Linked DNA regions of Homo sapiens: region 1 is linked to region 2. The links are chromatin loops, found by intact Hi-C in ENCODE. Cell type or tissue: breast epithelium. All regions are shown on one strand. Each heading gives the region's core, and the rest is flanking DNA. Links, peaks and the distances in the headings are about the cores only. Region 1 overlaps UBE2R2 (ubiquitin conjugating enzyme E2 R2). Region 2 overlaps AQP3 (aquaporin 3 (Gill blood group)).

Region 1 (15,338 bases), core at 6,753-14,752, 400 kb before region 2:
TCCAGAAAAAAAAAAACCTTCAAAAAAAAAAAAAGCAAAATAAAGATGTTTTCAGGCAAATAAAAACTGAGACGGGTTGTTGACAGCAGATCTGCACTATAAAAATTATTAAAAGTTCACTAAGCTGAAGGAAAATCTCTCAGATAAAAGTACCACTTCAGGAAGAAATGAGAAACACTGTTAAGGAAAATATGTGGTTAAAATCAAAAGAATAATATTTGTGACACATAAAAACTATATAAAACTCAATAAATAAAGTTTTATTGGAAAACAACCATACTCATTCATTTATAACTTATCTGTGGCTGCTTTAATGCTACAATGGCAGAGTTTAGCAGTTGCAAGAGACCATATGTGGTGTTCTCATCACTTCACACTGCTGCATGATATACTACAAAATTACAGTGATATAGTAGCTATATTTGACAACGTTTTGAGAGCCACACATAATGCTGTACTGGGATATTTTATTTTTTATTGTCATTGCTTAACCCATCATATTAAAACCAAAAAAGAGAGAGAGAGAGAAAAGTGGACTTGAAATGTCATACTTTTAGGCGCAAGGAATGTTTTGTCAAATTAGATGACAAAGCATTGTCTTTATTATGCAATGACAATGTAACTATCCTAAAAAAAATACACTATTCATAGACATTACCAAATTACACTCATCACACAACAGTACCTAACTCACGGGAAAATAGTAGCAAAAAATTAGAATATTTTATTTTATTTTTGAGATGGAGTTTCGCTGTTACCTAGGCTAGAGTGCAGTGGTGCAATCTTGGCTCAGAGCAACCTCTGCTTCCTGGGTTCAAGTGATTCCCCTGCCTGAGCCTCCCAAGAAGTTGGGATTACAGGCTCGTGCCACCACACCTGGCTAATTTTTGTATTTTTTTTTTTTTTTGAGACGGAGTCTTGCTGTCACCCAGGCTGGAGGGCAGTGGCGTGATCTTGGCTCACCGCAAGCTCCACCTCCCGAGTTCACGCCATTTTCCTGCCTCAGCCTCCCGAGTAGCTGGAACTACAGGTACCCGCCACCTTGCCTAATTTTTTGTATTTTCAGTAGAGACGGGGTTTCACCATGGTCTTGATCTCCTGACCTCGTGATCCGCCCACCTCGGCCTCCCAAAGTGCTGGAATTACAGGCGTGAGCCACCGCGCCCAGCCAATTTTTGTATTTTTAGTAGAGACAGAGTTTCGCCATGTTGGCCAGGCTGGTCTCGAACTCCTGACCTCAGATGATCTGCCCGACTCAGCCTCCCAAAGTGCTGGGATTACAGGCGTGAGCTACTGTACCCGGCCTAGAAAATTCTAAATGAAGTATCTTATCACAGTAGAATTTCTTCATAAAATAATGAAAATAAAACAGCAACTAAATTAGGTGGATGGCTCATTTGTTAGCCTATCAAGAACCACTTACTAATGATTAGTTCATTAAATCATGTTTGATTATACCAGTCAAAGAAATGTATCCAGGCCAAGCTGGGTGCGGTGGCTCACGCCTATAATCCCAGCACTTTGGGAGGCCGAGGTGGGCAGATCACGAGGTCAGGAGATCAAGATCATTCTGGCTAACACAGTGAAACCCCGTCTCTACTAAAAAAATAGAAAAAATGAGCCGGGTGTGGTGGCGGGCGCCTGTAGTCACAGCTACTCGGGAGGCTGAGGCAGGAGAATGGCGTGAACCCGGGAGGCGGAGCTTGCAGTGAGCCAAGATCGTGCCACTGAACTCCAGCCTGGGTGACAGAGCAAGACTCCGTCTAAAAAAAAAAAAAAAGATTGTGCCACTGCACTCCAGCCTGGGCAACAAGAGTGAAACTCCGTCTCAAAAACAAAAAAGAAAAAAAGGAATGTGTCCAGAGGAAATAAGATTATTAGCTTTTTGGTGAGAACAGTTGCTCAGCAAGCTGAGGATACTGTAAGCAACATCAACAGTTGATTAAAAACCAAGGCAATGAAGGCAGGGCTTGGTGGCTCACACCTATAATCTCAGCACTTTGGAAGGTCGAGGCAGGCGGATCATTTGAGGTCAGGAGTTCAAGACCAGCCTGACCAACATGGTGAAACCCCGTCTCTACTAACAATACAAAAAAATTATCCAGGCGTGGTGGCACACGCCTGTAATCCCAGCTACTCCGGAGGGTGAGGCAAGAGAATCGCTTGAACCCGGGAGGTGGAAGTTGCAGTGAGCCAAGATCACACCACTACACTCCAGCCTGGGCCACAGAGCAAGACTGTCTCAGAAAAAGAAAAAAAAAGGCAAATGATTTTGAGTGGTTTTCCTTGGCTCTAGAGGACTCAACATATGTTACTGATACAGCTCAGTTGTTTATTTGAGCAGTCAATACAGACTTCGAAGTGACTGAATAATTAGCCTCTCTAATGAATGTTTGGAACAACACCACCAAGAATATTTTCAAACTTGAATAAACACTAATTCAGTTCAACCTTAAATGGAATCTGCTAAAGAAACATTACAACTGATGGTAAAAAAAAAAAAAAAAAAAAAAAATAGATGTGGGACAGCTAGGCGTGGTGGCTCACGCCTGTAATCCCAGCACTTTGGGAGGCTGAGTCGGGCGGATCATCTGAAGTCAGGAGTTCGAGACCAGCCTGACCAACATGGTGAAGACCTGTCTCTACTGAAAATACAAAATCAGCTGGGCATGGTGGCGCACACCTGTAATCCCAGCTACTGGGGAGGCTGAGGCAGAAGAATCGCTTGAACCCGGGAGGCGAAGGTTGCAGTCAGCGGAGATCGCGCCACTGCACTCCAGCCTGGGCGACAAGAGTGAAACTCTCTCAAAAATACTTATATATATGTGTGTGTGGAACAGAAAAAGGCTTATTAATTGGACAAATTAATAAAACTTATGAAAATATAAAATGTAATAAAGTGTTTCAAGCTTATGGTTACTCACTGTATTATTCATCAGCAGGTACTGATGGCAGTGATGTTTTAACTGCAATTTTTTGAGCTTGGGATCAAGACAAATTTTTCTGAAGAAGTAACCTCAACTATCATTATAGAATACTAAATGGCCTTGGAAATCAGCTTTTTTACTGCAAGGTTGATAATACCTCTTAATAGATTTTTAAACTAAAATTATATGACAAATAGCACTTATGTACAAAACTTATGCAGTGGTAAAACCCAAAATATTTGGATGAAAACAAAGGTTGTCTGAATTATAAGTAATGTCAAACATCTCTATAAACTTCCTGTCTTAAACAAAAGTTAAAACAAGAAGTAGGCTGGGCGCAGTGGCTCACGCCTGTAATCCCAGCACTCTGAGAGGCCAAGGCAGATCATTTGAGGTCAGGAGTTCAAGATCAGCCTGGACAACATGGTGAAACCCCATCTCTACCAAAAATACTAAAATTAGCCAGGTGTGGTGGCGCGAGCCTATAATCCCAGCTACTAGGGGGGCTGAGGCAGGAGGATCGCTCAAACCCAGGAGGCAGAGGTTGCAGTGAGCTGAGATCATGCCACTTCCCTCTAGCCTGGGAGACATAGCCAGACTCCATCTCAAAAAAAAAAACAAAAAAGTTAAAACAAGAAGTAAAACCTCCATTTCCAGACAAATTTGCTATGAATGTATTTTCCTTTTTTTCTACTTGCTGCATTACTACTAATGAAGTAAGTTGAGTGATTTTTTTTTTAAAAAGAGGTCTGCTTGCCTGGGCATGGTGGCTCACACCTGTAATCCCAGCACTTTGCAAGCCCAAGGTGGGCAAACCACCTGAGGTTAGGAGTTCGAGACCAGCCTGGCCAACATGGTGAAACCCCATCTCTACTAAAAATACAAAAATTAGCTGGGCGGGATGGCGCATGTCTGTAATCCCAGCTATTTGGGAGGCTGAGGCAGAAGAATCGCTTCACCCCCAGGAGGTGGAGGTTGCAGTGAGCCAAGATCGTGCCACTGCACTCCAGCCTGGGCGACAGAGCAAGACTCTGTCTTAAAAAAAAAAAAAAAAAAAAAAAGTGGTCTGTTTTTTTTTTTTTGTAAACACGGTCTCACAACTGTCACTCAGGCTGCCATGCAGTAGCACGATCACAGCCTGGGCTCAAGCCATCCTCCCACCTCAGCCTTCCAAGTAGCTGGAACTACAGGCATGTGTCATGGCATGTGGCTAGAATATATTTCCTGAGCTCAAATTGCAGCTTCAGCAGTGTTTTTCAGACCTTCAGCCAAGTACAAAAGGAAATTTATATACATCAAAATCCAGTTAACTGTGCAATTGTAGCGCTTCCACGTACTCTTTAATTGGAAGTGATTAATCTACACTACAATGGCATGCTAAAAAGCAAATATCAAGAGAAGAATCTAACAGAATTCTATATACTCCCTCCCAAGCAATAAATATCACAATGAAAATCATATGCCCATGTACTAGTATCTGCATTTAGCAGTACCAATCTGTATGAAGACATTTTCAAAGAGGAAATCTCATTCGAGATCAACATGAGCAATCCATTTTAATGAAAACAATAACCTTATTAAGTGATGCAATTATCCATCCCTCCAAAATTAATTCAATTCTTAATGAGACCTGCATTACCAAAAAAAAAATTTCAATTATTTTTATTTGAATTTTGTCAATACAAATTGGTGGAAATTTATCTTCTCTCTTGTAATATAAATCTGTCACCCCAGGCTGGAGTGCAGTGCCATAAGGCTCACTGCAGCCGCAACCTCCCAGGCTCAGGTGATCCTCCTACCTCAGCCTTCCGCGTATCTGGGACTACAGGTGTGCACCACCATGCCCAGCTAATTTTTTTTTATTTTTGTGGAAACAAGGTCTCACTATGTCACTCAGGCTGGTGGAGAATTCCTGGGCTCAAGTGATCCTCTGACCTCGGCCTTCCAAAGTGCTGGGATTACAAGTATGAGCCACTTTGCCCACCCTAAATATAGTATCTTTAATTTTGCCTCCGGGCCTGCAAAAATTAAAACATCTGCTACCTGGCCTTTTACAGAAAAAGAATGCCAGCCACTGAACTATATAATTACTTACAGAATAAAAACAAATTAAGGTTGAAAGAGAATATTGCATGTAATGAATAATCTGACAAGATAGATATAATACAGATATGATGATGTCGGGGGGTGATGAGGACAGCATACATGAAACAATTTATGCAACTATTCTCAGCAATCACATTGGTTATGGTATTATTAGTATTGCTATTCTGAGACTACTGTGTAATATACGAGAAAACAAGCGAGTAATTAATAATGAGGATATTCTAGTTCATTATTCCCTATCCTTGAGAACCAGAATTTTTAACATGGAAAAATATACACCGATGTATTATAATACAGAAGTGGTTAAGTTTTATAAAAAAGCATGTGTACAGATATACACATATACATATATATCACCCATAACTCTGTCCTAGAAACAATGACAACTCACAGCAGCAATAATCTCTAAGGTCCATATTAGGCGCCCTAAATACCTCTGCCACTAAAACCAGGGCTTGTTGAAGAAATAATAGGTTATAAATCTGGGGTAGAAACTGTAAAAGATAAGCCTGCAACACCTGGTCATACCAGATAGCAAAGATGCTACGAAAACTACAAGAAGTAGACCAAGTCATTCAGGAGTCAACTTGAAGAAGCTCCAACTGGCCAAAGACATAAGGCTGGGCGCAGTGGCTCACGCCCGTAATCCCAGCACTTTGGGAGGCCGAGGCAGGTGGAACACCTGAGGTCAGGAGTTCGAGACCAGCCTGGCCAACATGGTGAAACTCCGTCTCTACTAATAATCCAAAAATTAGCCAGGCATGGTGGCACACGCCTGTAATCCCAGCTACTCGGGAGGCTGAATCAGAATAGCTTGAACCCGGGAGGCAGAGGTTGCAGTGAGCCGAGATCGCACCACTGCACACCAGCCTGGGGGATAAAGCAAGACTTCGTCTCAAAAAAAAAAAAATCAGGCGTGGTGGCAGGTGCTTATAATTCCAGCTACTCGAGAGGTTGAGGCAGGAGAATTGCTTGAACCCGGGGGGCAGAGGTTGCAGTGAGTTGCGATGGCCCCACTTCACTCCAGCCTGGGTGAAAGAGTGAAACTCCATCTCAAAAAAATTAATTAATTAAATTAAATTAAATAGCTGGTTCTCTTAGAGAATAATAGGGAACTAAGTCACTATTTTGAAAAAAGAATAAATAAAGGCAAAGAATCAAGTATATATCCTACCTTTCCTATATAACTGTGCCACTGGATAACTGAACAGCAGGTAAGCAGAAGCATCTCTTAATAAAAGTATTCCAACAAAAAATTTTAAAAAAACCCACACAATTAGAATGTCACTATTTTTAAACCATTGATAAATTAATGGATCTGGGCACTGAGCCCAACAACTGCGGACATGATTTAAAAAAAAGAGAAAACCAGACTTCTGCCTCCCCATGAAAGAACACAACACTGCCTACAGTATTGCTAAAGAGACCGAACCAGAGTCTGACCAAGTCTCTGAGTTCAGTAACCAATTTGCAAAATATACAAGGAATGAAGAAAGATGCAACATGAGTGTACAATCAGTAAAATTCAAACTTTGGTTAACTCTCCCTGGGTTCTTCAACATAAAAACTAAGGAAAAAAAAGGGATAGAGGCATAAACTGTGGTTTAAAAGACATCATAACACTAAATAAAATATAATGTCTAAGAATGTACACGGTGATAAAACTATAAAAGAAAAGGAAATGACTGAGAGAGAGTGAAGTAGTGGTTATTTTTCTTTTTTGGGAGGTGAGTTACAACTGAAATGGAACACATGGATGGCTCCTGGATGGCTGAAAAGTTCTGTTTCTTGAACTGGGGATATGGATATTCGCCTTATTTTTTAAAAAAAGAAAAAGGGGAAAAAGCACTATCTGTATGTTTGTGAAAGAGACGTTTTCTGCTAATTTTACATACAAATATTAAAAGCAACTTAGAAAACATACCTACTTAGTTCATTCAAGCTGCTATACCAAAAGTCATAAACTGGGTGGCTTATAAACAACAGAATTTTTTTTTTTTAAGAGTCAGGGTCTCACTCTGTCACCCAGATTGGAGTACAATGGCACAATCATAGCTCACTGCAGCCTCAAACTTCTGTGCTCAAGCAATCCTCCAACCTCAGCCTCCCAAGTAGCTAAGATTACAGGTAGACCACCACACTTGGCTAACTTATTAGATTTTTTTGTAGAGACAGAATCTTGCTATGTTGCCCAGGCTGGTCTTAAACTCCTGATCTCAAGCAATCTTCCCACCTCAGCCTCCCAAAGTGCTAGGATTATAGGCATGAGCCACCACTCCTAGCTTAAACAACAGTAATTTATTTCTCACAGTTCTGGAGACTGGGAAGACCAAGACACCAACAAATCTGGAGTCTAGTAAGGGCCCATTCTTCATATACGATGCCTTCTTGCTGCATTCTCAAGTAGTGAAAAGGACTAGCTAGCTCTCTGGGGCCTCTGTCATAAGAACACTAATCTCAGGCCCAGCACGGTGGCTCACACCTGTACTCCCAGCACTTTGGAAGGCTGAGGCGGGTGGATCACCTGAGGTCAGGAGTTCGAGACCAGCCTGGCCATCATGGCGAAACTCCGTCTCTACTAAAAATACAAAAATTAGCCAGGTGTGGTGGCAGGAGCCTGTTATCTCAGCTACCTGGGAGGCTGAGGCAGGAGAATTGCTCGAACCTGGGAGGCAGAGGGTGCAGTGAGCAGAGACCCTGCCATTGCAGTCCAGTCTGGGCAACAAGAGTGAAACTCCGTCTCAAAACAAAAACAAAAACACAAACACTAATTTCATTCATGAAGCCAGAGCCCTCACGACGTAATCACCTCCCAAAAGCCAGACCTCCTTATACTATCACATTGGGGATTATGTTTCAACATATGTCTTTTGGGGATACACATTCAGACCACAGCAACTTTTTTTTTTTTTTTTTGAGACAGTGCCTCGCTCTGTTGCCTAGGTTGGAGTACAGTGCCTCGATCTCAGCTCACTGCAACCTCCATCTCCCAGGTTCAAGCAATTCTCCTGCCTTATCCTCCCGAGTAGCTGGGATTACAGGTGCGCTCCACCATGCTCGGCTAGTTTTTGTATTTTTAGTATAGACCAGGTTTCTCCATGTTGGCCAGCTGGTCTCGAACTCTTCATCTCAGGTGATCCACCCACCTCGGCCTCCCAAAGTGCTGGGATTACAGGCGTGAACCACCACGACTGGCCAGACCACAGCAACTATGTAAAACAATAATACTGTTGCTTTAGAGGTTTATAAGAAAATATACCATCAATAGGGCAAAGGACAAGAAGGAGGTAAAGAGCTAAATGTACGGTTCTTGCATTTCCTGGGAAGTAATAAAACCAACTAACATAAACTAAACTGTAGTAAATTAAGAATCCATAATCCACCTGTCTCAGCCTCCCGAAGTTCTGGGATCACAGGCGTGAGCCACCATGCCCAGCCAAGATATACACATTTTATTGTATGTACATACACCTCAATTTAAAAAAAAACTATTAAGCAGATTAACATTAGCAAACATCTCAGGAAAGTTTACCATGAAACACTTAAAATACAACTCAACGTGAAGAAAACAGTCCATGCAGGAAAAGTAAAATGTATTAAAAATGTATATATATATGTACATACATATATATAAACATTATATACGTATACACAGTAGGCCCTCCATATCCCTGGGTTCTACCAACAGTGGATCAAAAATATTCAAGCGAAAAAAAAACAAGAAAAAAAAAACAGTAAAAAAAGCAATAAAAAATAATACAAACTAAAAAATACAGCTAGACTGCCACTGCACTCCAGCCTGGGCAACAGAGCAAAACTCCATCTCAAAAAAATAAATTAAAAAAATAAAGCATATGGGAGAATGTGCACAGGTTAAATGTAAATACTATATCATTTTATATAAGGGACTTGACCATTCAAGATTTTGGTATCAGTGGGGGTCCTTGGAACTCCCCCTATGGATACTGAAGGACAACTGTAAATAATGGCTTATATATGAGACATATAATTACACATACATAAAACTATGTATACTTCTATATAAGCTATATATATTTACCTATATATCTGTATATACATGATGTCTTCAGGGAGTTAATAGGAGAAACGACAACCATGATCAAGACATCAAAACCAAGACATCAAAAACAGAATGTTGGCTAAGCCCAGTGGATCACACCTGCAATCTTAACACTGTAGGAGGAATGCTTGAGCCCAGAGTTTGAGACCAGCCTGGGCAACATATTGAGACACTGTCTCTATTAAAAAACAAGAACAGGCCAGGTGTGGTGGCTCTGTAATCCTAGCACAATGAGAGGCTAAGGCAGGTAGATCAATTGAGCTCAGGAGTTCAAGAACAGCCTGGGCAACACAGCAAAACCCATCTCTACTAAAAATATAAAAATTAGCTGGGTGTGGTAGCAGGTGCCTACAGTCTCAGCTACTTAGGAGGCTGAGGTGGGAGAATCTCTTGAGCCCAGGAGGCAGAGGTTGCAGTAAGCTATGTTCGCACCACTGCACTCCAGCTTAGGCAGCAGAGCAAGAGCAGACCCTGTCTCAAAAAAAAAAAAAAAAAAGAAGCAGCAGCTGCCTAAACTGAAAATAAGAGGCTGGGCACAGTGGCTCATACCTGTAATCACAGCACTGTGCATGGTCGGGGCTGAGATAAGAATATCGCTTGAGCCCAGGAGGCTGAGGCTGCAGTGAGCCTTGATCGCACCCCTGCACTCCAGCCTAAGCCACAAAGCAAGATTCTGTCTCAAAAACAAATAAAGGAAAAAAAAGAGAAAAAGATATGTTAATTAGAAGAATTAATTCAGACTGTTCTATATCCAGATAATGGGTGCTCCCCAAAAAACATGAGGAAAAACATAGAGGAGAAAATATCTTGAAATAATTCAAGAAAATTTCCCAATGCTGAAAAACATGAGTTTAAAAGTACCTACAGCAATGTGAAATTTAAGAAATCAGGGACACACAGAGTCCTGCAAACTTCCAGAAGAAAAAACTCTTCACATACCATGCACAGGATTTAGAACATTCTTGAATTTCAAACATCATCTTTGGAACTAAGAACCCAATACAGTAATGTCCTCGAAATTCTAAAGCTACAGGATTTCCAATCTAGAATTCTATACCCAGCCAAGTAATTTCAAGTATAAAGTTAGAATAAAGCTTCAAAAAATTTACCTGCTAGGCACACTTCCTCAAGAATATATATATATATATTTTTTTTTTTTGAGATAAGAGTCTTGCTCTGTTGCCCAGGCTGGAGTACAGTGGCATGATCTTGGCTCACTGCATCCTCTGCCTCCCAGGTTGAAGTGATTCTCCTGCCTCTGCCTCCCGAGTAGCTGGGACTACAGGCATGTGCCACCATGTCTGGCTAATTTTTTGTATTTTTAGTAGAGATGGGGCTTTGCCATGTTGGCCAGGATGCTCTCAAACTCCTGACCTCAAATGATCTGCGTGCCTCTGCCTCCCAAAGTACTGGGATCATAGGCATGAGCCACCAAGCCCAGCAAAATATTCTAAAATTGACTGTGGTGATGATTGCACAATTCTGACTAAAAACCACTGAATTACAGTCATATGTTGCCTAATGACAGGAATATGTTCTGAGAAATGCATCATTAGGCAATTTCATCATTGTGTGAACATCATACAGCATGCTTACACAAAAATGGTATACTTGTACCTAGATGGTATAGGCTCCTACACATCTAGGCTATATGGTATAGCCTATTGCTCCTAGGCTTCAAACCTGTACAGCATGTTACTATACTGAATATTGTAGGTGAGTAGCTGGGATTATAGGCGCCTCCCACCACGCCCAGCTAATTTTTCTATATTTTTAGTAGAGACAGGGTTTCACCATGCTGGCCGGGCTGGTCTCAAACTCCTGACCTCAGGTGATCCATCTGCCTCGCCCTCCCGAAAGTGCTGGGATAACAGGCGTGAGCCACTGTGCCCAGCCCACAATTCTTATACTATACAAACTTTTAACTTTTTGACCTTTGAAACAACACTTAGCTTCTTAGCTTAAAACGAAATCACACTATACAGCTGTACAAAAATAACTCATATCTTTACTTTCTTCTACAAGCCTTTTTTAGAGAAAGGGTCTCACTCCGTTGCCCAGGCTGGAGTGCAGTAGTGCAATCATAGCTCACTGTAACCTTGAATTCCCAGGCTCAAATGATCCTCCCACCTCAGCCTCCTGAGTAGTTGGGACTACAGGTGCGTGCCACCAGGCCTGGCTGTTTTGTTTTTTTTTTTGTAGAAACGGGATCTCCCTATGTCACCCAGGCTGGTCTTGAACTCGTGGGCTCAAGTGATCCACACACCTCAGCCTCCCAAAGTGCTCAGATTACAGGTGTAAGCCACTGTGCCTGGCCAACTCTGTCTCAAAAACAAACAAAAATTGTAAGGACATATAAAGTTTCCTGCGACATCTTTTGTATTAAGGAAAAGGCTGAAACAACTTAAGTGTCCAGCAATAGAAATGAAGTACAGCATATACACTACACGGCATTTAAAAACTACACTTAGGCCGGGCTCAGTGGCTCAAGCCTATAATCTCAGCACTTTGGGAGGCTGAGGCAGGTGGATCACCTCAGGTCACCAGCTGAAGACCAGCCTGACCAATATGATGAAACCTTGTATCTACTAAAAATACAAAAATTACCCAGGCATGGTGGTGGGTGCCTGTAGTCCCAACTACTCGGGAGGCTGAGACAAGAGAATCACTTGAACCTGGAGACAGAGGTTGCAGTGAGCCAAGATCATGCCATTAAACTCCAGCCTAGGCAACAGAAAGAGATTGGGTCTCAAAAAAAAAAAAAAAAAAAACCTACACTTAGACATGCATGTTCTCTCATGAAAAGATAGCTAAAACATATTCATATTAAGTTTCAAAACATATTACAAACCAGTTTATGTAATATGTTCCCAACATGCATATCTGGAAGGACAAAAAGGAAATACTCATTACTCTGGGAAATGTGATTGTGGGTAATTTCTCTCTTTTTCTATTTGTTTATCAATATTTTCTTTTCTTTTCTTTTCTTTTGTTTTTTTTTTTCCTGAGACAGAGTTTCGGTCTTGTTGCCCAGGCTGGAGTGCAACGGCACGATCTCGGCTTACTGCAACCTCCACCTCCCGGGAACAAGGGATTCTCCTGCCTCAGCCTCCCGAGTAGCTGGGATTACAGGCATGTGTCACCACATCCGGCTAATTTTGTATTTTTAGTAGAGATGGGGTTTCTCCACGTTGGCCAGGCTGGTCTCGAACTCCTGACCTCAGGTGATCCACCTGCTTCAGCCTCCCAAAGTGCTGGGATTACAGGTGTGAGCCACCGTGCGAGGTCTATATTTTCTAATTTTTATATAATGAATAGGTTTTATAAATATAATTAAATAGTAGCTATTTAACAGCTAATATCGTGACAAGGTCATGGAAGATGGTGGACTAAGGAGCTCCAGGAAGGCTGGGCGTGTGGCTCACGCCTGTAATCCCAACACTTTGGGAGGCCAAGGTGGGCAGATCACCTAAGGTCAGGAGTGCGAGACCAGCCTGACCAACACGGTGAAACCCGTCTCTACTAAAAATACAAAAAATCAGCTGGGTGAGGTGGTTTGTGCCTATAATTCCAGCTACTCTACAGCTACTTGGGAGGCTGAGGCAGGAGAGTCACTTGAACCCGGGAGACGGAGGTTGCAGTGAGCCGAGACTGAGCCATCACACTCCAGCCTGGGCAACAGAGCGAGACTCTGTCTCCAAAAAAAAAAAAAGAAAAAAAAAAAGAAGCTCCAAGAATCCGTCACTACACCTAAACAACCACTGAGCTGGTAGGAATTGTCTAAAGTAACTACTGTGGGACTCTAGAGTCTACCAAACATTTACAGCATCCAAAAGAGAACGGCATGATTCACAATAACCCAAAGGTGGGAACAACCCAAGCATCCATCAACAGATGAATTATACAAACAACGGAATGTTATTCAGCCATTAAAAGGGATGAAATTCAGAGACATGCTACAACATGGATGAATCTTGAGATAATTATACTAAGTGAAATAAAACAGACACTAAAGGACAAATATTTTATGACTCCACTTCTACAAGGTGCCCAGAATAAACAAATTCATAAAGACAGAAAGGAGAATTGAGATTACCAGAGAATGAAGGCAAGGGGGAAAAATTAGTTACTATTTAACAGCTTCAAAGTTTCAGTGTGGAATGAAGAAAAAGTTTAGAAAATAGGTCATGATGCTGGTTACACTTCACAGTGAATATACTTAATGTCACTGAACTGTACTCTTAAAAATGGTTAAAATGGTAATTATATGATTCACCACAATCAAAATAAAATGCTATGTCGTAAAATGTAACTGAGAAGTGACAGATGGAGTTTAAATCCTTCTTTTCATATAATCTTCCATTACTTAGAACATTTTTTATTGTTAAGTAATGCTGAAGCTCTTACAAGAAACGACCATATCAGCCGGGCACAGTGGTTCATGTCTGTAATCCCAGCACTTTGGGAGGCCGAGGCAGGTGGATCACCTGAGGTCAGGGGACCAACCTGGCCAACATGGTGAAACCACGTCTCTGCTAAAAACACAAAAATTAGTCGGGCGCGGTGGCTCACGCCTGTAATGCCAGCACTTTGGGAGGCCAAGGCAGGCGGATCACGAGGTCAGGAGATCAAGACCATCCTGGCTAACACGGTGAAACCCCGTCTGTACTAAAAATAAAAAAAAATTAGCCAGGCACGGTGGCATGTGTTTGTAATCCCAGCTACTCGGGAGGCTGAGGCAGGAGAATCACTTGAACCCAGGAGGCGGAGGTTTCACTGAGCTGAGATCGTGCCACTGCACTCCAGCCTGGGCAATACAGCAAAATCCTTTCTCAAAAAAGAAAAACCTCATAATTTTCAAATTAGTAGAATCCAAATTAGTGAGGACTCATTGTACCACACAAATAATAACTCTGAGTCCTCAGAGCCATTTTCCTCATATTTTAAGAAAAAAGAGTAACTTCATTTTCTTCTCACATAGACAAATTTGGTATAAAAACTGCCCTGCTGTGGTCATCTTTTTCTTTAAAAAACTGAATGTGACTATACATTTATCAAAATTCATAGAACTATGTAACTAAAAAGATTAATTTTAATGTATAAATTATACCTCCATAAACCTGACTACTTAAAACTATAATAGAATTTAATTAAAGTTTTGATTCTGAGAGCATTAAAAAAAACCTTGAAAAAATTTAATTAAAGTTCAACCAAAGAGTATTAAATAATTTCTTTCTTTCTTTCTTTTTTTTTTTTTTAGACGGAGTCTCACTCTTGTTGCCCAGGCTGGAGTGCAGTGGCACAATCTCGGCTCTCACCGCAACCTCCGCCTCCCAGGTTGACGTCATTCTCCTGCCTCAGCCTCCCAAGTAGCTGGAACTACAGGTGCTGGCCGCGAAGCGCAGCTAATTTTTTTGTATTTTTAGTACAGACGGGGTTTCACCGTGTTAGCCAGGATGGTCTCGATCTCCTGACCTTGTGATCCGCCCACCTCAGCCTACCAAAGTGCTGGGATTACAGGCATGAGCCACAGCGCCCGGCCGAAAAAATTTGATTAAAGTTCAACCAAAGGGTATTAAATAATTTCTTTTCTTTTCTTTTTTTTTTTGAGATAGATTTTCGCTCTTGTTGCCCAGGCTGGAGTGCAATGGCGCAATCTCAGCTCACTGCAACCTCTGCTTCCCGGGTTCAAGCGATTCTCCTGCCTCAGCCTCTGAAGTAGCTGGGATTACAGGCACGCACCACCACGCCTGCCTAATTTTGTATTTTTAGTAGAGACGGGGTTTCTCCATATTGGTCAGGCTGGTCTCGAACTCCCAACCTCAGGTGATCCGCCCACCTCGGCCTCCCAAAGTGCTGGGATTACAGGCATGAGGCACTGCACCCGGCCTAAATAATTTATTAGTGATTGCTATCGTTGATTCAATGAATCAAGCTTAAGAATACCTGGGTCACAGGTCGGGCGCGGTGGCACACGCCAGTAATCCCAGCACTTTGGGAGGCTGAAGCAGGCAGATCACCTGAGTTCGGGAGTTTGAGACCAGCCTGATCAACATGGAAAAACCCCATCTCTACTAAAAATACAAAAAATTAACCGGGCGTGTTGGCAGGCACCTATAGTCCCAACTACTAGGGAGGCTGAGGCAGGAGAATGGCATGAACCTGGGAAGCGAAACTTGCAGTGAGCCAAGACCGCGCCTCTGCACTTCAGCCTGGGCGACATA
Region 2 (15,338 bases), core at 5,021-13,020:
TTAGGGGAAGGGTTGCAGACTCAGATGGATGTGAGGTATTGGATATCAGTGAGAAGCAGAACTTCAAGGACTGCATGAACTGGAGGGGCAGGCCTGGGGATCCCTTTGTAGTGGGTGAGTGCCTGCCTGCCTACCTGCGTGTTGGGAGCCTAGGCCTGCAGTGGCAGAATCAGGGTTGGCTTTGGGGTGAGGAAAGCCCCTTTCTCTGAGATACCTGGTGTGAGGGCAGGGGGCGGTGCTGGCCGAGAACTCAGGGCAGGGGTTGGGGGAGGAAGAGGAAGATTAGCCCCAAGGTGGTGGAACTGGCTCTGACAGCTCCTCCCTCCAAGGCGTCCTGGGATGGAGCCAGGTCTGAGCCTTTGGCAGGCAAGGAGCTGCTGCCAGGGCCTCCCAAGCAGGGCAGGGCGCCTCAGACCCTCACGTGCCTGTCTCCCACCACCCCTCCTCACACATACACCTGCAATCTCTGATCTTTGCTCTCACCTGCCTGCACACCTTTGCCCCATGTCATTGCCGCTGGCTTCTCCGTTATCTCTTGGTCTTTCTGGGATGATAATCAAAATGCTTAACTATCCAGTACAACAGGCACTGACCCGTCAGAATAAACAAGGTCTGTAGCACAGGTCCTGGAAACTGCCTGCTCTGTGGGCATAAAACCTTTAGTTATGGGCAGGTGGGAGAGGAGACCAGGGCAAGGCATTGGAGCAGCTTTGAGGGACACTCAGGGGGCTCAGGGCAACAATGCTTTACAGCTGCTGCAGAAGTATTTTCAGGCTTGAACAAGGGGAACAGACATAGTACGTTCTTTTTCTTTTTTAAATAGAGACAAAGTCTCACTATGTTGCCCAGGCTGTTCTCAAACTCCTGGGTTCAAGATCCTCCCATCTCAGCCTCCAAAGTGCTGGGATTACAGGTGTGAGCCACCACAGCTGGCTCCAGTATGTTCTATATTTGTAGAACACCAGGGCTCTTAGTCTCTTTTAGTTCCCCCATTTTTGGCAGAAAGTTTAGAACCGATCTCCCCATTTCTACAGCCCTGGGTCCCGGGCTGGGGATAGTGAGAGGAGCCACACAGATCCCTGTCTGTAGGACCTCCAAATCTGAGTGGGGAATCTGGACCCCTGAGAGCAGAGAGGTCATGGGTGGAGAGAGGAGACGCTGGGACAGGGACAGGTAAAGGAAGGGGAGGTTGTTGAGGGGGACATGGTGAAGGCTGGGGCTCTGGCATCCTGGACTCAGGAGAAGTGGATTCAACCTCACTTCTGGTCTCCTCCCTATTTATTTATGCCGCCCATTGCCACCACTACCACCACCACATGAGCTTTTCTTTTCAACTCTTTTTTTTTTTTTTTTGAGATGGAGTCCCGCTCTGTCGCCCAGGCTGAAGTGCAGTGGCGCAATCTTGGCTCACTGCAACATCTGCCTCCCATTTTCAAGTGATTCTCCTGCCTCAGCCTCCCGAGTAGCTGGGATTACAGGCACCTGCCACCACGCCTGGCTAATTTTTGTACTTTTAGTAGAGATGGGGTTTCACTATGTTGGCCAGGCTGGTCTCAAACTCCTGACCTCAGGTGATCCACCCACCTCGGCCTACCAAAGTGCTGGGATTACAGTGTGAGCCACTGCACCGGGCCTACATGAGCTTTTCTTTGGGGCAGCTGGGGGATGAGTGAGAGGCTTCCCACCTTTATGGTCCAGGCCTGAAGGGCTGTGGAGAAACTTGTGCTAAGGTGAAAGCTGTTCCCCTACACCTACGCCTGCTGAAATTCAAGGAAAATCAGTGAAGATGGTTCAGTCATCTTCTAGGATCCCAGTCGCAGACCCTGCTTCCAGCCCTTTCCATAGGGCCCTCTCATATTAGAGTTGGGACAGTGGGGTGGGAAGGCATGTGTCCTTTTTCTGGAAAGTGCAATTACAGCAGAAGGGGTTTGGGCTGGGTTCCAGGAAGCGCCTCTAGTCCTCCCAGTGGTGGCGAGTGGGCATGTTGCTGGCTTCACCCCTTCCTTCTGGAGTGAGAGTTGCTGGTCCTCACCCTCCCTGCCTGTTCTTCTTCCTGACAGATGTTTGGCTGTGGCTCCGTGGCCCAGGTTGTGCTCAGCCGGGGCACCCACGGTGGTTTCCTCACCATCAACCTGGCCTTTGGCTTTGCTGTCACTCTGGGCATCCTCATCGCTGGCCAGGTCTCTGGTAAGGCCTTAACCCTGCCCCCAGCCCTTGGCCCTCAATAGCATTCCCACTAGGTGTCCTGGCATTCCTAAGGGCAGGTCACAGCTGTGGCCTCTGCTTTGGCCCCTTGGGAAAGGAGGGTGGAGAAGAAACTTGACACTTAGAACTTTCGACTCTCACCTTGGAATCAGAGATTATCAGCTGACCTGTTACATAGACCAACCGCCATCCTGTGCAAGAAACCCCTCTCTGCACCCCTTCTCAGGGGACCCTAGCCTGCCGACTGTGGCAGGCTGCAGCTAATAGGTCCCTTGTCCCCTCTGCCCAGGGGCCCACCTGAACCCTGCCGTGACCTTTGCCATGTGCTTCCTGGCTCGTGAGCCCTGGATCAAGCTGCCCATCTACACCCTGGCACAGACGCTGGGAGCCTTCTTGGGTGCTGGAATAGTTTTTGGGCTGTATTATGGTAAGCATTCCCCACCCTGTCCTCCTCCACTACCCCCGTCCCTCTGTTCAGGACCTGCTGGCACCAGGCCTTTTGATGACAGACGGCTAGGACCTGCCCAGGCCCCGGGCTCATGACTCACTCATTCACGCACAGGGTCAAGGTAGGGGGCACGAAGGGAAAGAAACAAGTTGGGCAATAACAGAGTCTCAGGCCCTCCACCCCACCCCACGCCACCCCCTCTGCCTGCTGCAATACAGCAGTATTGCTACTTACCCATAACTCATGGGAGGGTGGGGAGGGCACACCTGAGAGGGAAGTCTGGGCTCAGGCCTCTCCCCCGACTCACTGTGTGTCTAATCTGTCACCAGATGCAATCTGGCACTTCGCCGACAACCAGCTTTTTGTTTCGGGCCCCAATGGCACAGCCGGCATCTTTGCTACCTACCCCTCTGGACACTTGGATATGATCAATGGCTTCTTTGACCAGGTATGGGCTGGGGACGTGTGAGGGGAACGCAGGGAGGGGACCGAGTTGCCTTGGTAGCTCATGGGCTGGTTGGGGGACAGGACTCCTCGACTGTAGCAGGGTTTCTCCAATCTGTGGGGTAACCCGCATCAGAACATGGTGGCAAGTACTTACAAAACATGCGGCTCTCCAGCGGGTTCTTGTCACGCAGACATTCTAGCACCATTGCTTTCAGGAGAAGAGCATGGGCGGGCGCTGACAAGAGTTTAAGAGCTAGAGGGAAGACGGGGGATGGAAGGAGGGGTCAGAGAAAGGGAGGGAGCTGCAGCTCACCCTGTTCTCCCCACTCCCCAGTTCATAGGCACAGCCTCCCTTATCGTGTGTGTGCTGGCCATTGTTGACCCCTACAACAACCCCGTCCCCCGAGGCCTGGAGGCCTTCACCGTGGGCCTGGTGGTCCTGGTCATTGGCACCTCCATGGGCTTCAACTCCGGCTATGCCGTCAACCCTGCCCGGGACTTTGGCCCCCGCCTTTTTACAGCCCTTGCGGGCTGGGGCTCTGCAGTCTTCACGTGAGTACAGCCCCCACCCAGCTCACCCCAGCCTGCCTCTCCTCTGCCCTGCCCCCCATGTCCCTGACTATGAGTGTCTGTCCCCCCAGGACCGGCCAGCATTGGTGGTGGGTGCCCATCGTGTCCCCACTCCTGGGCTCCATTGCGGGTGTCTTCGTGTACCAGCTGATGATCGGCTGCCACCTGGAGCAGCCCCCACCCTCCAACGAGGAAGAGAATGTGAAGCTGGCCCATGTGAAGCACAAGGAGCAGATCTGAGTGGGCAGGGGCCATCTCCCCACTCCGCTGCCCTGGCCTTGAGCATCCACTGACTGTCCAAGGGCCACTCCCAAGAAGCCCCCTTCACGATCCACCCTTTCAGGCTAAGGAGCTCCCTATCTACCCTCACCCCACGAGACAGCCCCTTCAGGATTTCCACTGGACCTTGCCCAAATAGCACCTTAGGCCACTGCCCCTAAGCTGGGGTGGAACCGGAATTTGGGTCAATACATCCTTTTGTCTCCCAAGGGAAGAGAATGGGCAGCAGGTATGTGTGTGTGTGCATGTGTGTGCATGTGTGTGCATGTGTGTGCAGGGGTGTGTGTGTGTGGGGGGGGTTCCCAGATATTCAGGGCAAGGGACCAGTCGGAAGGGATTCTGGCTATTGGGGGAGCCCAGAGACAGGGGAAGGCAGCCTGTCCATCTGTGCATAAGGAGAGGAAAGTTCCAGGGTGTGTATGTTTCAGGGGCTTCACATGGAGGAGCTGCAGATAGATATGTGTTTCTGTGTATGTGTATGTCTGCCTTTTTTTCTAAGTGGGGGCTTCTACAGGCTTTTGGGAAGTAGGGTGGATGTGGGTAGGGCTGGGAGGAGGGGGCCACAGCTTAGGTTTGGAGCTCTGGATGTACATACATAAGTAGGAGCAGTGGGACGTGTTTCTGTCATAATGCAGGCATGAAGGGTGGAGTGAAGTCAGGTCATAAGTTTCATGTTTGCTTTTGTTTTGTTTTGTTTTTAATGTATGTAGCAGATGTTACAGTCTTAGGGATCCGGGATGGGAGACCCCACTTTAGAAAGGGTCGTCACTCCTTTAATCCTCTACTCAACAATGTACTCTTTTACTTTTATATTAAAAAAAATAAAATAAATATGTGCCTAAAACCTCCAGTTGTGCAAATATCTTTCTGCTTGCTCTGCTGCTTTTCTGGGGCCAGTTAAGGAGCTTCCGCATGCCCACACTGACCCAGGGTGCCCGGCTGAGTGTCTGATCTGGTCAGGTTACCCTGGGGGTCATACAGAGAGGTTAGAGAGCCTCTTCACCAAGGCTCTCAGTTTGAACTCAGTGGTCCCAAACTTTCCCCCAAGTTTCCGTCCTCATGGGTACCCCCAGCATAATGAATGGAATCTTCTTCCCAATCCCTGTACCCACACATCACCCCAGAAAGGCTTGAGCCCTATGCAGGGAAGATCTTGCTGCAGAGCTACCCAATGGGGAGAACTGCTGCCCAGGAGGTGGTGAGTTCCCTGTTCCTGGAGGAGACCCATCAGACTGGGAACCTGTATTGTCCTCCACAACCTGCAGCTATTCAGGCTCCATAACCTCCACCCAGACCTTGGCCACAGCCCCCCTGGCAGCCTCCCTGCCTCCAGGCCTGCCCCAGTCAGTCCACAAAGCAACCAGAGGGATCTCTTCAAAACCTCTGCTGAAAGTGCCCATCTGGAGACCATCCACAATGCTCCATCTGGCGTTCAGGACCTCCAGGTAGGGTCAGGAGCCTACCCCTCCTCTCACATGGCTCCATCCACCTCAGCCTACTTTATGTGTTTCTGTGTTTTTGTGTCTTCAGACTTTGCTCCAAAGTCCCAACTCACATCTTTGCTCATTAAAGTCCTCATGATCTGCTTTAACGCCTCTTCCTCCGGGAAGCCATCCCTGCTCTGCCTCACTCTTCCAGCAACTTCTAGTCAGCTGTCTTAAGTGCCAAGACCCGCAGTTGCGTTCACGCTCATCTCCCCTTCTGCTTCATTTCTTCAGTCATTTCTTCACTTCTACAGAGGCACCTCTGTGCCCAGTAAGGCAGGGGGTTGGAAGACTGACTCTGGCGCTCTGACTTGCCCAGAAAAGCAACGGGCTCGGCACACCTGAGAACAGGAAGCTTTTCTCATTTGCTTCTTCCTTACCATACCCTCCTCAAGTTTCATCAAGGGAAACTTCATGCAATACAAGGGAAGGCATCCCCTACCCAATCCCTCCTCTGAGCGAACCCCATGGGAGCCAGAGGATCCCTGGGTGTGGCAGGCGAATTGTGGTTTTTAGAAGCTAAGCCAGCTTTTGCTCTCCAGCCTTCACAGATGAGATCATGGTCCAGAGAGGGCGGGTGGCAAACACAGGGTCACACAGCCAAGAATCTGCCTACGGAGGTGAGGGCAGGAGAAGGCAATACCATTTTAGGTTTCTATCCCTTCTTTGTCCCCAGCTCCCAAGAGGCGTGTCTGGAATGCTGGAGGGACCTGAGCCAGAGGGAGTGTCCCCTTCCCAGGCCCTGGGGGGAGGAAGGGCAAACCTTGGGAGGGGAATACGGCTGCAGAGGGTCATTCCAGCCACACCAGTCCCACCTGGGCTGCCCTCACCTTGCTGTCCTCCCCAGCATGCCCCATGTCCTTCTGTCACCCATTTCTCTCAAATCCTGCTGCTGACCCTGACCAGTCAGCCTAGGGGGTGTTGGCAGCACTTTTGGTGCTGCCACCTGGCCCAGCAAGGATTCTCTAGCTGGGTGACCTTGGGGTAGTCATGTTCTTTTCCTGAACCTCCCTTATCTGTGAATTGGGAGATATTGAGAGGAGGAAATAATGGAAGATGATTCATGGAAAGGACTTAACACAGTGATTAGCAGATGGTAAATCCTCAATAAATGTCACCTCATGATTTTTCCTGCAGAACCAGAGATGGGGGTGGGGAGGCAGTGGAGGGAGGATGCTAAAGGCTGTTTTTTTTAAAGGTCATTGAATTCAATATCCTCTTCCTCCTCAGATTCCTTCCATGGATTCTGAATTTCCCGAGAAAGGGGAGGGAGGAAGTGTGAGGGCGATAGCGTGCTGTGTCCTGACTTCAGAAGGCTCTTGGGAGAGATGGAGGGGAGACAAGAGGGGCTCACACACAGGATGCAGGGCAAAGAAGCACGTGGCCGCAACCAAGGGAACGTGTTGCCTGGAGGGTCAGGCCATGTGAGAGAGGGTAAGGCCCGGCCAGGACCAGGAGCAGTGGGTCAGGGCAGGGGCTGAAAGGGACATGAGCCAGGCAGCAGCTGTGTCACCCCTCCAGGGGTAGAAGGGAAGCTCCCCACCTCCTCACCCCACCTCCAGGTGTACCTTCCACCAGCAGTTCTGGCTGTCAGAAAGTTCTAGCAAAACAACTCTTCATCTCCTTTAGGAAGGTGTCTTCTCCCGGCCGGGCACGGTGGCTCACACCTGTAATCCCAGCACTTTGGGAGGCCGAGGCGGGCGGATCACGAGGTCAGGAGATCGAGACCATCCTGGCTAACACGGTGAAACCCTGTCTCTACTAAAAAATACAAAAAACTAGCTGGGCGTGGCAGCGGGTGCCTGTGGTTCCAGCTACTCGGGAGGCTGAGGCAGGAGAATGGCATAAACCCAGGAGGCGGAGCTTGCAGTGAGCCGAGATCGCACCACTGCACTCTAGCCTGGGCGACAGAGCAAGACTCCGTCTCAAAAAAAAAAAAAAAAAGCCGGGCGCAGTGGCTGACGCTTGTAATCCCAGCACTTTGGGAGGCCGAGGCGGGCGGATCATGAGGTCAGGAGTTCGAGACCAGCGCGGCCAACATAGTGAAACCCCATCTCCACTAAAAATACAAAAATTAGCTGGGCGTGGTGACACACGCTTGTAGTCCCAGCTACTTGGGAGGCTGAGGTGGGAGAACCGCTTGAACCCAGGAGGCAGAAGTTGCAGTGACCTGAGACCATGCCATTGCACTCCAGCCTGGGTGACAGAGTGAGACTCTGTCTAAAAAAAAAAAAAAAGGAAGTTATCTTCTCCCATTCCATGTAATCCATTTTCTGGTGAGGACATGAAGGGAGAATTGCATCCCCTATCTCACCTCTGTCCCTTCTTCCTGTGCTGAGCCATCTCCACAGCCCACTTTGGAGGAGCTCATGTTTCCTTAAAATTCAGATCTGCTTGGGTTAAAATCAGTCTCTGTGAAACTTGAGCTTGGTTCCTGTTTCTTAGTGTGCCTGCCTCAGTGTGTGTGTGCACCCAAGCAAATGCACTTAGTGTTTCTGGTTGTGCCTTTCTTTCAATGTATCTGGTTATGTCTCTGTGGGTCCAAACCTCTGGCAGACCATGTCTCTGTCTCTTTCCGAGTATCTCTTACTGCCTGACTCTTTGTGTCTGGGTCTTTCTTTTATTATTATTATTATTATTATTTTTGAGATGGAGTTTCACTCTTGTCATCCAGGCTGGAGTGCAATGGTGTGATCTCAGCTCACTGCAACCTCTGCCTCCTGGGTTGAAGCAATTCTCCTGCCTCAGCCTCCCGAGTAGCTGGGATTACAAGCACATGCCACCACGCCCAGCTAATTTTTGTATTTTTAGTAGAGACAGGGTTTCACCGTGTTGCCCAGGCTGGTGTCGAACTCCTGACCTCAGGTGATCCACCTGCCTTGGCCACCCAAAGTGCTGGGATTACAGGCATGAACCACAGTGCCCAGCCTTGTGTCTGGGTCTTTCTTTGTGTACCTCTGAGTGAACATCCTGGACTGTGACCCTCAGATCACATCTCTGCATGTTCCTCTGAGCCCCTCTCTCAGTGTACTTTGAGTACACCTCCATGTACTCAGTGCATATCTCTGCCTGCCAGCCAAGTCTCACTTGTGTTCCCCTAGGGCAGGCCTCCTCCTTAATTCCTGGTAATGAGCTCCCTCCTTCCTCTTTCCTCTTGATTTTGTTTTTCTGAAAACCTAGGTGGGGCACTTCTAGGCTTGGGGAAACGTGGGTGGGGTAGAGTTGGGTGGGGTGGGAAGGGGAGAAGAGGGACTACTCCACCCAGTACAGGGACCCCAGGGGCCAGAGACAGCCTGGATCCCCGAGGAACAGTTTGTGAGGTTGCTGGCCTAAGCAGGGCCTCGAACCTTCTGGCTGGGAGGAGGGAGCCTGTCTTGCGGGTAGGACCCCTGAGCTATGGGCCCTGGGAATGTGGTAGTACAAAGAAAGGAAATATGGAGATGGAGACCCTGGGGCCACCAGGGAGACTGGAAGGAGGCTTCCTGGGTAGAACCTCGGAGTCTGACGGGGGCAGGGGAATGAGTGCGTCTGCCCCCAGCTAGGGATGGGCTCCTCAGGGACTCAGCATCTCCATGTCCCGGGCTTTGGCTTTTGGTGCCAGGTTTGTCTGAGGTAAGGGAGGGGGTGGCAGTGGAAACACAGAGGATGTGTCTGGTCTGGGCACCTAGGCTGTGGAGGGTGCCAGGAGGGGACACCTCCTCTTTGTGTAAAGGCAAAACTAGAGTCTCATCTAGAGTCACAGAGCAGAGCGGCAGAGCCTGCACTAGACCCCAGTCTTCTCAATCCCTTCCCCAGAGAGCATTTCGCAACATCTCAGGGAGTAGGGCTCTGAATGCAGATTACCTAGGTTCCAAACGAGCCTTTCCCAGCCACGGGATCTTGGGTGGGTGGGAGTCTCCATCTGCTCCAGATCCAATCCCTATCCTGTTCTGTGTCTCAGGAGGCTAATCTCTACGGGCGGGGCGGCATTCCCGGGGCCTTCTTGCCCTCAGGCTTCCAGCTGGGTTTGGCAAATGGGAGACACAGCTAGGAAACCAGAGGGCAGGAAGGGTGGGGGGATAAAGGTCAGGCTATTCACGCCTTTTCCAGGGCTCTGGTTTTTCCTGCATTCTAGAACACTGCTCTCCCCTTGCCTCTTCTGGCTGAGGGGGAACGGCTGCTGTTGGTTAGTCCCCAAGCCGTCCCTGGTTGGTCCCCTTGACTCTACCGCCACCTCTGTAAATAGTCCCTCCTCAGGCTCTCTTCAGTGAAGCCTCAGAGGACACTATCTGTGCCTGCGGCATCCCTGACTGATGTCACCTCTCTGAATATCAGTTTCTTCCTCTGTGAAATGGGGATAGTAATAGTATCTACCTCATTAGGTTGTGCAAGGCGGGGTAAGTGGATTAACACACGCATCAGAACAATGCCAGATGTGGCAGGAAGGGCTTTGGAAGTGCAGGCTATAACGATGGTGACGATGACTCCTTCTGAGCTCCCTATGTACCGTGGGGAAGGAAAGCATGAAGACAGGCTTGCAAGTGACGCCTGATTCCCCAAGGCCATCTGCTCTAGTTCCGGGAGCTTGGAGCTTCTGTGGGGCCTTAGTCAGCCTGGGAGTTAAGCCCCAGTCCCTCCAGCTTCAGTGGAGTCAGCTTTCCCCAGGCAGCCTGGGCTTAGGGGAGATGGAAGCCAGAGACTCTTTCCCACCCTGGGTCCTCTCCAGAAAATTCAGGCTCCTGAGAAAGGGAGGGCTGGGCATCCCATCCCGTCGTGGGGCTCAGGGGATATGGTAGGGGTTGAGAGTGGTGATGGCGATGAAACGGGTTCACAGGGTGGTGTATGTGGCATCATGGCCAGGAGGCAATCCCAGAAGGTTGAGGGCACAAGCAAAAATCCCAATCTGTGTTTACTAATCTTGTTTCACAGCCTCCTATCAGGAAGTTCTTTCTGAGGTCTCATTGACATCCCACTTTAGCTCCTCAAGAACAGGGCAGAAACCAGGACAATTGCAGTGACTCTGGGGACCTCTTCCAGCTCTCACCAACACACTGAGAGACCCAGCAGCTTTGGGAGCCAGAAAAGGATCGGTGCCCCTTCCCAGCCCCGTGTATGGCCAAAGCACACTAGGGGACACTAACCGGCACGTCTTAGGGACAGCTGAGATTGACAGTGGGGTGGGGTGATGAGTGGGCTGCAAACCAGCCACCCTGACTCCTCTAGGGGCCCCCACCCTCTATTGCCTTGGTCATACCTCCAGGTCAGAGTGAAATATAATGGGCGAAGAAGGAATGGGTGGCATCGTCCCCTGCTTCTAGAGATCTCTGGGGATAAAGCCTTAAACCAGATCCAATTGCCTTGGCCAACTTCTTTGGTCTCTTGCGTCGGGGAAGCTGTTTCAGGGACAATCCCATGGCTCTGTGGTCTCTGCCTTTTTCAGAAGCTCCTGTGAGGAGCAATGGGTTCTTGTCACACTTCCTGGCACGGCTTAGTGCTGAAGAGGTCTGTTTGGGAGAGGCTGGGGGGGACCCTGGGAGCCCCGATAATCATCTTGTTATGGTCAGCTGCTCGTCTCCATGGAGATGCCCCCCACAGCCAGGGAGGCACCTGGAATGTCTGGCCACCAGCCCGTCCTTCGCCTCTCGGTCCAGGGTCACTGCCAGGGCTGGGCTGGAAAGCAGCTGAGAGAGAGGAGGAGGCGGCCTGGCTTGAGGTGGGAGGTGGGCCGTGGGCCGCAGTCTCAGGGTGCTCGTTCCTGACAGAGGCAACTTTTAGCTGGGGGATCCCCACTTCCATGTTGGGGTGGGGAGGGGAGAGTGATCCCTGGCCTGTGGACAAAGTCTTCCCTTATCGGAAGATGGGCTTACAGCTTAGCCACCTTCGACCCTTGGAATGCATATGTGCCCACATGCACGTGAGGGTGTGTCTTTGACTGATGAGGGACTGAGGCTTTGCACACCCTCACACAAAATCATGCACACCCACACTGGCTCATCCACACCCCCACACATGGCACACTCACTCCATACTTGACCCAACTACAGTCAAACAAGCCCTGACAGCGACTCTCACTCATTACACACACACGCTCAAACACACTCAGATACACACCCACACTCCACATCCTTATATTCACACAGCCTTACACTCTCAGGGGCACTCACACCCGAATACACACTCACCCACACTCCTACCTTGTGGGGCCAGAAGCCACACATCTATGTACTGAGTCGGACAGAGCGGCAGTGTGTGTGGAGGTGGGCACAGGACTGGGGGTACAGGATTGGGGGTTGCGATATTCCAAACAAGACACGGAGGTCAGGACGTGGGATTGGGAAGTCTTTAGGTTTTGAGATCACAACCCAGATTTTCAGAGCAAGTGGTCAGGAAGCGGGAGGTCTGTAGACTGTGGCTGAGTCTGAGTGCCTGGGTAGGCACACACCATAGCTGTTGACAAATACTTGCTGAATAAGCGAACAGCAGGATAGACTAAAACTTCTGATTTCTAACTGGTAGAGCAGCCACTGTCTCACAGTTTAGAAACTCAGGCACGAGAGTCAGGGCCATCTTACCCTCTGAAGTCAATGGATCCACACCGTTACTGCAGTTCTGCAGAGCAGGTAGCTGAGTCTCAAATACAGGTGACTTGCACGAAGCTACTGGGTAAGGCAGTGGCCTGTCCAGGCCTGGGTCCCCAGTCTCAGAGTACATCTTCTAAGCCCAGAGACATCTGACTGTAGAGAGAAGCCTTGGCGGGTCCAGCTGCCAGGGGCGGAACAGAAAGTGACAATGCTCTGTGCTGTCCCAGGGATGTGGACTCCCGCTAGGAAAGAGGAGGACCTGTAGGGGATGCCTTGAGGGGCACAGGGTTGAAGAGGCCAGCAGACATCTGCAGAAGGGCTCCTGGAAGAGTCTCATGTGGAAAAGAGTATCTCCTGGCCTTTCTACTAGAGAGCTTGTTTATTTTGTAATTATTACTAATTTATTTTGAGATGGAGTCTTGCTCTGTTGCCCAGGCTGGAGTGCAATGGCATGATCTTGGCTCACTGCAACTTCCCCCTCCTGAGTTCAAGCAATTCTCCCACCTCAGCCTCCCGAGTAGCTGGGACAACAGGCGCCTGCCACCACACCCAGCTAATTTTGTTTTGTATTTTTAGTAAAGACAGGGTTTCGCCATGTTGGCCAGGCTGGTCTCGAACTCCTGACCTCAAGAGACCTGCCCTTCTCGGCCTCCCAAAGTGCTGGGATTACAGGCGTGAGCTACCGTGCCCGGCCCTTATTTTATTATTGATTTTTTTTTTTTTTCTTGAGACAAGGTCTTGCTCTGTCACCCAGGCTGGAGTGCAGTGGCACGAACACAGCTCACGGCAGCCTCCATCTCCATTAGTGATCCTCTCACCTCAGCCTTCTGAGTAGCTGGCACCACAGCTACGCGCCACCATGCCTGGCTAATTTTTCAAATTTTTTGTAGAAATGGGGTCTTGCCATGTTCCTCAGGCTGGTCTTGAACTCCTAGCTTCAAGCGATCCTCCCACCTCAGCCTTCCAAAGTGCTAGAATTACAGGTATGAGCCACAGCACCTGGCTCATGTATTTCTTTATTATTTCATCAAACATTTATTGGCCAGGCGTGGTGGCTCATGCTTGTAATCCCAGCACTTTGGGAGGCCGAGGTGGGTGGATCACCTGAGGCCAGGAGTTCAAGACCAGCCTGCCCAACATGGTGAGACCCTGTCTCTACTAAAAATGCAAAAATTTGCCGGGTGTGGTGGCACGCACCTGTAGTCCCAGCTACTTGGGAGGCTGAGGCAAGAGAACCTCTTAAACCTGGGAGGAGGAGGTTGCAGTGCGCTGAGATCATGCCACTGTACTCCAGCCTGAGTGACAGAGTGAGACTCCGTCTCAAACAAAACAAAACAAAACAAAAAACATTTAAGCATCTTTTTTTAGTTTTTTAAATTTATTTTTATTTTTTATAGGCAGGGTTCCATCTGTTCTGCAGGCTGGAGTGCAGTGGTGTGATCCCAGCTCACTGCAACCTCAACCTCCTGGGGTCAAGTGATCCTCCCACCTCAGCCCCCAGAGTAGCTGGGACTATAGGTGTGTACCACCACACTGAGCTAATTTATTATTTTTTTCTACTTTTTGTAGATATGGTGTCCCCCTATGTTACTCACACGGGTCTCTAACTCTTGAAGTGAGCCTTCTGCCTTGGCCTCCCAAAATGCTGGGATTATAGTCATGAACCACCTCGCCTGACCACGCACTTTTTTTTTTTTTTGAGATGGAGTTTCGCTCTTGTTGCCCATGCTGGAGTGTAATAGTGTGATCTCGGTTCACTGCAACCTCCGCCTCCCGGGTTCAAGTGATTCTCCTGCCTCAGCCTCCTGAGTAGCTGGGATTATAGGTGTGTGCCACCACGCCCAGCTAATTTTTGTATTATTAGTAGAGATGGGGTTTCACCATATTGACCAGGCTGGTCTCGAAATCCTGACTTCAGGTGATCCTCCAACCTTGGCCTCCCAAAGTGCTGGGATTACAGGTGTGAGCTTCCAGGCCCGACCTCCCAAGCACCTATTTTTCAATGCCAGGTTGGCCATGGTAAGCACCAGAAATACTATGATGACTAATATCTTATATAATATTGTGATAAGATATACCACAATATTAGGTAAAAAGCATCTGGATGCCAGTAAGAGGAAATTTGACTCAATGTGGCTTGGGCAACGGTGGTAAATGGCTCACATAACTGAACAATTTAGAGGAAAACTTCACTTGAGGCTTGATCCAGCATACATGTCCTTTCTGTCTCTTCTGTCTTCCTTCCATGCTGTCAGCCTCATCCTAAGGCTAGATTCTCTGTGGTTTCAAGAGAGCTGGCAGTGGCTCTCGGGCCACATGCTTCCTTGTTAATGTTCAGCAGGGAAGATGGAACATCTTTGTCACTAGCTGTTCCAGTAAACACCCTAAGGTACACTCTGATTATATCAGCTTGGTCATGGGCCCATCCCTCATGTTTCCCACCTCTGGTCCCAAGAGAGATGTCAACTTCCTCTGAAAAAAATGGATTCCCAAATAGAAACTGAGGACTGTTCCTGCCTTCATGGAATCTAAAGGCTAATTAGTGGAGGATACTGCAAATACAAGCAACCAGAGGCAATTTGGACAGCATTAAATCAAGCGCGGAGCCCTTTTAAGGCCCACATCACCTTCCCATGCCCCTCCACCTTTATACTGAGTCCTGAAGGATGAGAAGGAATTAGCCTGTGGGCTGATCCAGGGAGAGGTAACAGCTTGTCTAAAAGCCTGAAGGCAGGAGATGAGGGTGACCTGCAAGAGCTGGACAGAGTTCAGTGTTGCTGGAGCTGAGAATGCCAGATGAGACTAGAAGGGTGTGTGGGGCCAAGTTAGGCAGGATCCAGGCCAGGGAGGTTCTGGGGAACCACAGCCTCCTACCGTTCTTGCTTAGTCATCCCTATAAGCTCATCCATCACCAACCTAGGGTGTCAGGAAGGAGTCAACTTGGGACCAGTTGCCACCTTGGATAGAGACCAATGCACACAGTGCAGGGAGGGGCCTGGGTGTCAGGACCTCCAAGTTATTCTGAGACCCAGAGTAATTCCCACTACCACTCTTTACCTCAGTTTCTCCCTCAGTACCACAGGGATGTGGCATGAGATGATTTGAGTCTCAATTTCCTTTCCCAGGCCTAGCATTCTTGGATTATTTTCTAGGGTCCTAACAGCCTTAAATTCAGATGAGAGAGGGCAGGGGGACATTGCATCAGAGGGCAGGGTGTGAGAAAAGGGACAGAGACACAGCTGAAGCAGAGAGATCCTGAAAGCCACACATGAAGCCAGAAGGCAGCAGCAATGGGAGGGGACTTGGCTGTGAGGACCTGGAATGCCAAGTTTAAGAATTAGAGGA

Evidence for each region. A loop is a pair of places that touch in the nucleus more often than their neighbours do. Peaks named below come from ENCODE experiments on the same cell type or tissue, not always from the same donor. Only the 100,000 strongest peaks of a DNase experiment are listed, where the experiment ranks them.
Region 1: a loop joins it to region 2, with 19 times the contacts of the local background. A loop is called at or near these places in 1 of 110 quality-filtered maps.

The regions. Positions count from the first base shown.
Region 1 is chr9:33,831,693-33,847,030 of GRCh38, reverse strand. All of the region lies in intron 1 of UBE2R2 (ubiquitin conjugating enzyme E2 R2), which reads right to left. Among named protein-coding and RNA genes, the nearest start is that of UBE2R2-AS1, 20 kb to the right of the region's middle. RefSeq lists silencers at 3,243-3,322, 3,363-3,422. In breast epithelium, for the core only: no CTCF peak of the experiment used is centred there; a DNase peak (open chromatin) is centred at 10,469; H3K27ac peaks cover 1,885 bases.
Region 2 is chr9:33,430,615-33,445,952 of GRCh38, reverse strand. It overlaps AQP3 (aquaporin 3 (Gill blood group)), which reads left to right. Exons shown (of 6, transcript NM_004925.5): 2 at 2,061-2,187; 3 at 2,495-2,632; 4 at 2,983-3,101; 5 at 3,435-3,652; 6 at 3,742-4,793. The coding sequence ends at 3,910. Among named protein-coding and RNA genes, the nearest start is that of AQP3, 9.3 kb to the left of the region's middle. RefSeq lists enhancers at 2,008-3,207, 10,165-10,666 and a silencer at 7,035-7,273. In breast epithelium, for the core only: no CTCF peak of the experiment used is centred there; no DNase peak of the experiment used is centred there.